2 separate regions of the Homo sapiens genome follow, and region 1 is linked to region 2. A link is an interaction called in ENCODE POLR2A ChIA-PET data of the cell type or tissue named here. Cell type or tissue: A673. All regions are shown on one strand. Each heading gives the region's core, and the rest is flanking DNA. Links, peaks and the distances in the headings are about the cores only.

Region 1 (5,375 bases), core at 181-5,180, 290 kb before region 2:
CGCACTCTCTCTTGCTCTCTCTCTTGCCCTGTGACATGCCAGCTCCCCTTCAACTTCCCCTGTAAGTGGAAGCTTCCTGAGGTCCTCACCAGAAGCAAATGCTGGCACCGTGCTTCCTGTACAGCCTGCAGAACCGTGAGCCAAATAAACTTTTTTTCTTTATAAATCACCCAGTCTTAGGCATTTATAGCAATGCAAGAATGGCCTAACACGTTTGTTTTGCAACTGTGAGTGTGAATCAACATATTGGTTCTTTTCAATGCTCAAAACATTGTGCTTTAATTGTGAGACACATAAGGCTGGCATATGGGTTGCCAAAATTATGATTCTTGAAAGTCCTGGCAGATATTTCAAAGTAAAATAATGAAAATTTATAGAAAGGAATTGAGGAATAAAAGAATTTAAATAAGAATAAGTTTAATAAATTTAAGTAAGAATTTAAGGCCAGGCGTGGTGACTCATGCCTGTAATCCAGCATTTGGGAGGCCGAGGTGTGTGGATCACCTGAGGTCAGGAGTGTGAGACCAGCCTGGCCAACATGACCAAACCCCGTCTCTACTAAAAATACAAAAATTAGCCGGGCATGATGGCAGGTGCCTGTAATCCCAGCTGCTCAAGAGGCTGAGGCAGGAGAATCACTTGAACCTGGGAGGTGGAGGCTGTAGTGAGCCAAGATCGCACCACTGCACTCCAGCCTGGGTGACAGAGTGAGACTCTGTCTCAAAAAAAAGGCTGGGTGTGGTGGCTCATGCCTGTAATCCCAGTACTTTGAGAGGCCGAGGTGGGTGGATCACCTGAGGTTAGGAGTTCAAGACCAGCCTGGCCAACATGGCAAAACCCTGTCTCTACTAAAAAATACAAAAAATTATCTGGGCCTGGTGGCGGGCGCCTGTAATCCCAGCTATTTGGGAGACTGAGGCAGGAGAATTGCTTGAATCTAGGAGGTAGAGGTTGCAGTGAGCCGAGATCGCACCACTGCCCTCCAGCCTGGGCAACACAGCGAGACTCTGTCTCAAAATAAATAAATAAATAAATAAATAAATAAATAAAAAGGTGTTCGGCTCTATAAAGATCTACTTTTCCCCAAATCTATTTTTTTCTTTTTAAGGGACAGGGTCTTGCTCTGTCACCCAGGCTGTAGTACAGTGGCATAATCATAGCTCACTGCAGCCTCAAACTCCTGGGCTCAAGTGAGCCTCCCACCTCAGCCTCCCCAGTAGCTGGGACTACAGGTGTGTGCCACCCCGCTGGGCTAATTTTTGCATTTTTTGTAGAGAAGGGGTCTTGCTATGTTGCCCAGGCTGGTCTCGAACTCGTGAGCTCAAGCAATCTGCCCGCCTCAGCCTCCCAAAGTGCTGGGATTACAGAAGTGAGCCACTGTGTCTGGTCTACGTTTTTATTTTAAATTGAGCATTAAGGGAATGCAGTCTTTTAATCAGAACTCTGCCAATGCTTTTTATCTAGATGCCTATTGCCACTTTTGTCTTCTATGAAATTTTTGTCTCAAGAAAAGCAGGATTACATTTTTTTTCCTTAACAGATTGAGTTGGTGATGTGTATTCTTGGTTACCAAAATGCTCACATAGCTTTAGGTTTTGAATGGGTAAATATTCATGATGCGTGAAAAAGCATAATACGTATTGTGTGATCTCAGTCCTATGAGATTGGATGTTCTGCCTACACCCAGGACCCTAGAAGGAATGTCAAGCTGTAAAATGCTGGTGATTGTGGATGACTTTGTTTTTTGCTTCCTGTTTTTCAATTTCCTTTTTTTTTTTTTTTTTTTTTTTTTAGGCGGAGTCTCACTCTGTCACCCAGGCTGAAGTGCAATGACGCAGTCTTGGCTCACTGCAACCTCCGCCTCTTGAGCTCAAGCGATTCTCCTGCCTCAGCCTCCTGAATAGCTGGGATTACAGGCACATGCCACCACACCCGGCTAATTTTTGTAATTTTAGTAGAGATGAGGTTTCACCATGTGGGCCAGGCTGGTCTTGAATTCCTGACTTCAGGTGATCCACCCGCCTCGGCCTCCCAAAGTGCTATGATTACAGGCATGAGCCACTGTGCCCGGCCTATTTCTTCTATCTAATTGTATTTTTGTAGCTATCAACCAACCTCTCTTCACTGCCCCCTCCCTACACTCTGATAACTGTCAGTCTACTCTACCTCCACGAGGTTCTTCCTTTTTTTTTTTTTCTGAGACAGAGTCTTGCTCTGTTGCCCAGGCTGGAGAGCAGTGGCATGATGTTGGCTCACTGCAACCTCCGCCTCCTGGGAGTCAAGTGATTCTCCTGCCTCAGCATCCCGAGTAGCTGGGATTACAGGTGTGCAGCACCATGCCCGGCTAATTTTTGTATTTTTAGTAGAGATGGGGTTTCACCATGTTGGCCAGGATGGTCTCAAACTCCTGACCTCAAATGATCTGCCCCCCTCGGTCCCCAAAGTGCTGGGATTACAGGCATGAGTCTCACTGGCGTGAGAATTTAGAAGCACCTCTCCCACCCGCGCCCAGCTGGCCTCTTCTAGAATTTTATATAAATGGAATAGTCATATTGTCTACTATTTGACTTTTTTCACTATCCTAATGTTGTTGCAATTCTTCCAAGTCAGTTCACATATATTTCATTCCTTCTTATTGCCAAAGAGGATTCCATTGTATGGATATACCAAAATTTATCCCTTCACTATCTGATAACCTCCCTTCTTAATTTTTAGCTATTATAATTAGTACACTCAAAACTTGTGTGTGTATACATGTTCATTTCTCTTAAGTAAATACCTAGATCAAGATAATCAGGCTGGGCGAGGCAGCTCATGCCTGTAATCCCAGCCCTCTGGGAAGCTGAGGCTGGAGGATTGCTTGAGCCCAGGAGTGTGAGACCAGTTTGGGCAACATGGTGAAACTCTGTACAGAAAAATAAAAAAAATTAGCCGGGTGTGGTGGTGCATGCTTGTAATCCCAGCTACCCAGGAGGCTGAGACAGGAGGATTGCTTGAACCCGGAAGATTGAGGCTGCAGTGAGATGTGATCACACAACTGCATTCCAACCTGGGTAACAAAATGAGACCCTGTCTCAAAAAAAAAAAAAAAAAAAAAAGAGATGGCGGGGCACGGTGGCTCATGCCTGTAATCCCAGCACTTTGGGAGGCTGAGGCAGGTGGATCACCTGAGGTCAGAAGTTTGAGACCAGCCTGGCCAACATGGTGAACCCTGGTCTCTACTGAAAATACAAAAAATTAGCTGGGTGTGGTGGTGGGTGCCTGTAATCCCAGCTACTTGGGAGGCTGAGGCAGGAGAATTGCTTGAACCCGGGAGGCGGAGGTTGCAGTGAGCTGAGATTGTGCCACTGCACTCCAGCCTGGGCGACAGAGCGAGACTGTTTCCAAAAGGAAAAAAAAAAAGATAATCAGTAGGACCAAGACATGGGAACAAAGACTGTTCGCTGCTCTCAACAGACGCTACTCAGTGCCACCATGAGCTTGTCAGGTAAACGTCCAAAGAGAGAGGGAGGAAAGAAAAAAAATATTTTAGCCACCTAGAATTACAAGTAGTTCTACACATTTTACTTAAAAAAAGAAGGAAAAAAGGTACTGATTATCTCGCGGTGGGGGGCGTCCCCAGAGAGGCTGCTGGTTGGAGACACAGGGCGCCTTTCCTCTTCCCACTTTCCCTCTTGTCAGCCAGAGACAAAGAACTCAGGCTTCAGGTGGCTCAAAACGTAAAGGAAGAAAAAAAAAGAAAAAAAAGAAGCCGGGCACAGTGGCTCACGCCTGTAATCCCAGCATTGGGAGGCTGAGGTGGGCAGATCATGAGGTCAGGAGTTCGAGACCAGCCTGACCAACATGGTGAAACCCCGTCTCTACTAAAAATACAAAAATTAGCTGGGCATGGTGGTGGAAGGTAATCGCCATTGCACACCAGGCTGGGCAGCAAGAGTGAAACTCTGTCTCAAGAAAAAAAAAAAAAAAGAGAGAGAGAGAGAGACTGCTGCTTCAGGAAGTTAGAAGTCCAAGAAAAAAAGGAGAACTTTAAACTTTAAGTATTGAGCAAACACCAGGTCTAGCAAACATAATGTTATCTCTAGATTACTTATTGATTAATGAGCAAACCTGTAGGTACAGGGAGAAAATAAAAGGTGACTAACTAAATTATATATACATATAAAATATACATACATAATATATGTGATATAATACATATATTACTGTATAATATATACATATGTACACATATGTGTGTATATATATTAATATATAATACATTATATATTATTATATGTACCATATAGGTATACTACATGTATATTCTATACACATTATATATGTATATATAATTTATCTAGTCACCTTTTATTTTCTCCTTGTACCTAGAGGTACAATATATATGGTTAAATATATTGTATATATTATATACAATATATTATATATGTAGATATGTATACCTTATATGTACATATGTATATTATATGTAACAATATATATGTAGATATGTATACCTTATATGTACATATGTATATTATATGTAATACATTATATGTATTATACATATATAATATACATATGATACATATATAATATTTTAATATAAATATAAACAGATAAATTTAGTATACAATATATTTTCCATAGTTTGATTCAACTGGAAATTCAAAATTCATATAACAAAAATATAAAAAAGGACACTGGGTTTTGTGCCTCTACAATGTAGGTTCTAACTTTAACCTTTCAAAAAATGCACTAGGCCAGGCGTGGTGGCTCACGCCTGTAATACCAGCACTGTGGGAGGCCAAGGTGGGAGGATTGCTTTAGGCCAGGAGTTTGAGACCAGCCTGGGCAACATAATGAGACCCCTGCCTCTACAAAAAAAATTAAAAAAAAAGTTAGCCAGGCATGGTGGCGAATGGCTGTTGTCCCAGCTACTCTGGAGACTGAGGCAGGAGGATTGCTTGACCCCTGGAGGTTGAGGCTACAGTGAACCATGATAGTGCCACTGCACTTCAGCCTGGGTGACAGAGGGAGACCCTGCCTCCAAAAAAAAAAAAAAAAAAAAGAAGGAGCCCCATCCTACATACCAGATGCCAGACAACATCACCCCAAAATCTCACTGCTGTAGATGCCATCATCTCAGACGACATCACCCCAACCCAGGGCCTTGACACTAGAGATGACTTCACCCCTTACGCTAAACCTTCACTCCTTGGGTGGTAAACCTAGGTCACGCCCATGGATTCACCTCTCCTAAGACACAAATGGACATAGGACATTTTTACTTTTCTTTCTGAACTCCCTGCCTGCATAGGCTATGATCTTAGTACGCTGCTTGCTCTCTGCTCACATCCATCCCTAAAAGAAACTCTGGCCATGTGCAAGCCAAT
Region 2 (5,375 bases), core at 218-5,217:
CATGTCCCCACCATCTCTGGCTACCTGGGCCCCCATCCGGAGCTCACCTTGGTTGGGTGTGTCCCAGTCCACATAGAGCCACACCAAGTAAAAAACAGAGAAGGGCCAGAGTGACGTGAAGAGGAGGACAAAGACAAGAAGGGAGAAGAAAGGGCCTGGGGGAAGGGAGAGAAAGAAAAGAGTTCACTTCTGAAACTCCATCATTCCCTCCAGCTGCTCCCTTCCCTTCCTCCCCTTCAGAACAACCAGCTCTCTCCTCTGGCCCTCTCCCAGACCAGTCACCTGGTCACTGTCCTCAGGCATGCAAGCCAGCAGCCCAGCCACTCTCCCTCCAAGCCCTACTCCCCTGGCAGACCCCAGGCACCCACGCCTCCCCAGCTCTCACCCATGAAGAGGAAAGTGAGCACATATTGGTAGGCGCCCACTGCTTCTAGATGCTGCTTCTGCAAGGTTTTGGAAGTGGTTGGGGGCTGCAGGGTTGTGGCAACTCCCATTGCAGAAGCTCCCCTCTTCCAGCAGGATCCCAGAACCCGGAGGACAAACGATGAAGGCTTGGATGTGGACCTGGGCAGACTTTCTCCCTACAGGAGCCCAGCTTTGGGGGCCTGGCTAAGTCGCAAATCACCTCCCAGAGTAGCGTGTGTCCGTAGGTGTGTGAGTGGGGAGATCTTTGGATCCAGAGCCCCAGATGTCTCTGGGTTTTTTCTCAGCCTGATCTTTGAACTTCCTGTCAGTCACCAGTCTGGGCTGGCTGCTGGGTGGGGCTGGGAGGCGTAAGGGGTGTGCAAGGGAGAGGTGACACCCGAGTGCCTCAGGAATTGATGTTGGAGTGGACAAGAGTGATCTGGCTAGCCCCACCCACTGGGTCCCAGGTGCTGGAAGGGGCCAGAAGCCCTGCTGAGACTATTTGACCTCCAGTCGGGGTGGGGGCAGGGCCTGGTCCGGGGCATCTCCAGGAATGTCAAGGTCACCACCCCTGCCTGGACCTCCCCCGCCATGCACAAACACACACAGGCTGCAGGTCTGTTTCCCACTTTAATTTTTTTCTTTTTCTTTTCTTTTCTTTTTTTTCTTTTTTTTTCACACGTCTCGGTCACCCAGGCTGGAGAGCAGTGGCACGATCTCGGCTCACTGCAACCTCCGCCTCCCGGGTTCAAACGATTCTCCTGCCTCAGCCTCCCGAGTAGCTAGGATTACAGGCGCGCCACCACGTCTGGCTAATTTTTTTTTTTTTTTTTTTTGGATTTTTAATAGAGATGGGGTTTCACCATGATGGCCAGGCTGGTCTCGAACTCCTGACCTCAAGTGATCCACCCGCCTCGGCCTCCCAAAGTGCTGGAATCACAGGCGTGAGCCACCGTGCCCTGCCGCCAGTCTTTAATTTCACTTCCCCACCTGCAGTCACCCAGCGGACAGGCGAGGCCAGGCGGTGGGGCGCGCCTCCGTGAGGACCAGGTGTCTGTCGGCGGGGACACCATAGCGCGCCTGGTGCTCCTCGAAGAGCTGCGTGAGTCGCCCCACGTAGCGCGCTTGCAGCGTGTCCACCTGGGCCGGACTGGGCGGGGGGCTCTGCTGCACGGGAATCGCCGACCCCACTGCGGGCGGGACGGGAGGCGATCTGGGCTGGGATCCCCGGTTCTCCTCCTCTTTTCCTCCTTGGGGATAGGCGGGAACAGAGTTCAGGGCTGGCGCGGTGGCCAAAGGCCAGTCTGGGTGGCCCCAACCCGGGACGGGGAGGGAGCGGGCCCTGGGCCAGGATCGCGGGGCGGAGGCCGGGGCTCACCTACGGTGCGGATGGGCGCGCGGAAGGGCAGCGGGAGGCCCCGGCGGCCCAGGAACAGCTGCAGGGCCACGCTTAGCAGCGGACGCAGAGCCTCCTGCGTCCTCTGCACCCACGAGCTCTGCGGGTTCGGGAACTGCTGGAAGAGCTCATTCTCCCTGGAGAAGACAGGCACTAGGGAGGCCGCAGGAGAGCATGGCGCGGCTGACTCCTGGCCCCGGGGTCCGCGGGTGGCGCCACTCTCCTCCTCCCCGGCCCGGCAGCCCTGGGGCGTCCCCACCGGGTCACGCTCGGGTCCTCACCCGAGTTCCAGAGCTGACTTAACCAATCTCTTCTGATTCCGAATCGGCAAGCTCAGTTGTCCGGGTTTTGCCTCCAGCGCCTGCAGGGGCCCTCCCACGCCAGGACAGCCACCTGGCCACCACTGAGGCAGCGGGGCCTTGACAAAGGAGACCAAACCTGGGGGGAGGGCAGAAGCTGGGGGACCCAACGCCTGGGTCTTATTTACTTATTTATTTAGGGACGGAGTCTTGCTCTGTTGCCCAGGCTGGAGTACAGTGGCCTGATCTTGGTTCACTGCATCCTTGACCTTCAGGGCTCAAGTGACCCTCCCACCTCAAGCCTCCCAGTAGCTGGGACCACAGGTGTGTACCACCACACCTGGCTAAATTTTTGTTTTTGTTTTTTCTTGTGTAGAGATGGGGTTTCACTGTGTTGCCCAGGCTGGTCTTGAACTCCTGGCCTTAAGCGATCCTCTCGCCTGCGCCTCCCAAGTGCTGGGATTACAGGTGTGAACCACCGCACCCAGCCAAAGCCTGGGACTTGGAAAGAAGAGTGGAGAGGACATGGGGAAAGGAGAGCTGGGCCCCAGTGTCCCCTGGGAAGAGGATGGTGGGGCGGGAGACAGCAGCAAGGTCCTCCTCTTCTCACCACCTGACATGATGTAGTCCTGGAAGAAGAGGAGATGGAACCAACAAGGCAGCATGAGCAGGTGTGGCGGGAGTTTGGGGAAGAGGCAGGAGCAGCCCGTGGGCTCTGTGCAGAAGTTGGCGAAGGCTCCCACGACCAGGACCCTGTGAGGGTGGAAGTCAAAGAGGTAGTTCCAGGAGGTGCCCAACTTTGCAGTTTTAACTAGCTGGGGAGCAGACGGGCGCACCCCACCCCAACGGTGAGATTGCACTTTGGGAGATGGTGGTCCCAAGAGTCTATTCTGAAGCCCCAACCGCACCCAGCACCCCACAGCCCAGGTCCTCACTGAGAGGGGGAAGTAGTCACAGAAATGTCTCAAACTGCCCAGTTGCAAACCCAGGCAGATCTGCGGGCTCCAGCCCTGGGTATGTTTCTATCCCAATAGAGCCAGACCAGGTAGAGGACCGCCAGCATCCAAGCCCAGCCGAGGAATGCAAGAGCCAGGCTGCCAGGTGCACCTGGGCTGGAAGATGGGGCAGGGGGAGCTCACAGTACAGGTGTTTAAGACCATTCAGTTGTTGCTCCTACCCATCCAGTGGCCTGAGTGGTGGGAGCTGCAGACCAGTCTTCTGTGGCAGGCTGAATGCTCCAGTCTTCAGTAGGGAACTGCTAGATAGCACAGAGGGCACCTGCACGCCTTCAGACCAGTCTGCAACCTCAGGTTGAGTAGCAGTGAACTCAGGAGCCGGAGCAGTCCATTCACCCTGAAATTCCTCCTTGTCACAGCCTTTTCAGCAGCAGCCTGCTCTTCTTTTTCAATGTCTTCATGATCTCTGTAGAAGTAGAGATCAGGCATGACCTCCCACGGGTGTTCACAGGAAATGGTGCCACGCATGCGCAGAACTTCCCGAGCCAGCATCCACCACATCAGACCCACTGAGTGAGCTCCCTTGTTGTTGCTTGGGATGGCAATGTCCACATGGCGCAGAGGAGAATCTGTGAGACACAGAGCAAGGTAGGTAGGTTAACATAAGATGCCTCTGTGAGAGGCTGCTGATCAGCCCTGGGGTCAGTAAACACAAGAAGCCGTGGCTCCCGGAAGGCTGCCTGGATCTGGTTAGTGAAGGTTCCAGGAGTGAAGCGGCCAGCGATTGGAGTGGCTCCAGTGGCAGCAGCAAACTTCAGCACGGCCCTCTGGCCAGTATTTCTGGAGGGTATGACACTGACATCAGCGGGGTTTTCAATGGCAACAATGCCACGAGCTGCCAGCAGAAGCTTCTCCCAGGTCCTCTTCAGATTTGGGATGTAGATGCCATCACTTTTCCTTTTATACATGTACTGTTCCATCTGTAAGTCAAGGTTGGTGCCACCTAATTGGTTTCCTGCTGCAAGGAAATTAAGGACATCTTCCTCCTTCATTTGCAGGACATCAAGGGCTCCGGATGTTGTGAAAGTTTCTCTTTAAGTTACAACAGGAATCCAGAACAACGCCGGATGGAGCCCTCTGTGGGTAGCGTGGAAAGCTTTTTTTGTTTTGTTTTTTTGTTTTGAGACGAAGTCTTGCTCTGTCACCCAGGCTGGAGTACCGTGGCACGATCTTGGCTCACTGCAGCCTCCGTCTCCTAGGTTCAAGCAATTCTCCTGCCTCAGCCTCCTGAGTAGCTGGGATTACAGGCCTGTGCCACCACACCTGGCTAATTTTTGTATTTTTAGTAGAGACAGGGTTTCACCATGTTGGCCAGGCTGGTCTCAAACTCCTGACCTCAAGTGATCTGCCTGCCTGCCTCGGCCTCCCAAAGTGCTAGGATTACAGGCGTGAGCCACTGAGCCCGGCTTATTTATTTTTTTGAGTTGGAGTTTCATTCTTGCTGCCCAGGCTGGAGTGTGATGGCGCGATCTCAGCTCACTGCAACCTCCCCCTCCCAGGTTCAAGCAATTATCCTGCCTCAGCCTCCCAAGTAGCCGGGATTACAGGCGCCCGCCACCATGCCCAGCTAATTTTTGTATTTTTTAGTAGAGATGCGGTTTCACCATTTTGGCCTGGCTGGTCTTGAACTCCTCACCTCGTGATCTGTCCGCCTCAGCCTCCCAAAGTGCTGGGATTACAGGCATGGGCCACCGTGCCCAGCTTAATTATGTATTTTTTAAGTAGAGACAGGGTTTCACCATGTTGGCCAGGGTGGTCTCAAACTCCCAACTTCAGGTGATCCATCCACCTCAGCCTCCCAAAGTGCTGGAATTACAGGCGTGAGCCATCGCGCCCAGCTAATTTATTTTTTGTAGAGATGGGGGGGGTCTCGCTATGTTGTCCAGGCTGGTCTTGAACTCCTGGCCTCCAGTGATCCTCCGCCTGCCTTGGCCTCTGAAAGTACTGGGATTATAGGTGTGAGCCACTGTGCCCAGCCTGGGAAGTCCCTCTTTTGGTCTGTGCCCTCTCATGCACTTTTTTTTTTTTTGAGATGGAGTCTCACTCTGTGGCCCAGGCTGGAGTGCCGGGGCACAATCTCAGCTCACTGCAAGCTCTGCCTCCCGGGTTCATGTCATTCTCCTGCCTCAGCCTCCTGATTAGCTGGGACTACAGATGCCCGCCACCACGCCTGGATAATTTTTTGTATTTTTAGTAGAGACGGGGTTTCACCGTGTTAGCCAGGATGGTCTGGATCTCCTGACCTCGTGATCCGCCCCC

What was found. ChIA-PET counts read pairs that join two places held together with the same protein. Peaks named below come from ENCODE experiments on the same cell type or tissue, not always from the same donor. Only the 100,000 strongest peaks of a DNase experiment are listed, where the experiment ranks them.
Region 1: POLR2A ChIA-PET joins it to region 2 with 13 read pairs; 2 of 35 experiments call an interaction of 5 or more read pairs at or near these places.

What each region holds. Positions count from the first base shown.
Region 1 is chr7:100,908,864-100,914,238 of GRCh38, forward strand. No RefSeq gene overlaps it. Among named protein-coding and RNA genes, the nearest start is that of ACHE, 16 kb to the left of the region's middle. In A673, for the core only: no CTCF peak of the experiment used is centred there; no DNase peak of the experiment used is centred there.
Region 2 is chr7:101,200,361-101,205,735 of GRCh38, forward strand. MOGAT3 (monoacylglycerol O-acyltransferase 3) reads right to left here and starts at 676. Exons shown (of 7, transcript NM_178176.4): 1 at 386-676; 2 at 48-155. The coding sequence starts at 494. It also overlaps the pseudogene DGAT2L7P and the pseudogene RPSAP46. RefSeq lists enhancers at 1,828-2,635, 2,636-3,442. In A673, for the core only: no CTCF peak of the experiment used is centred there; no DNase peak of the experiment used is centred there.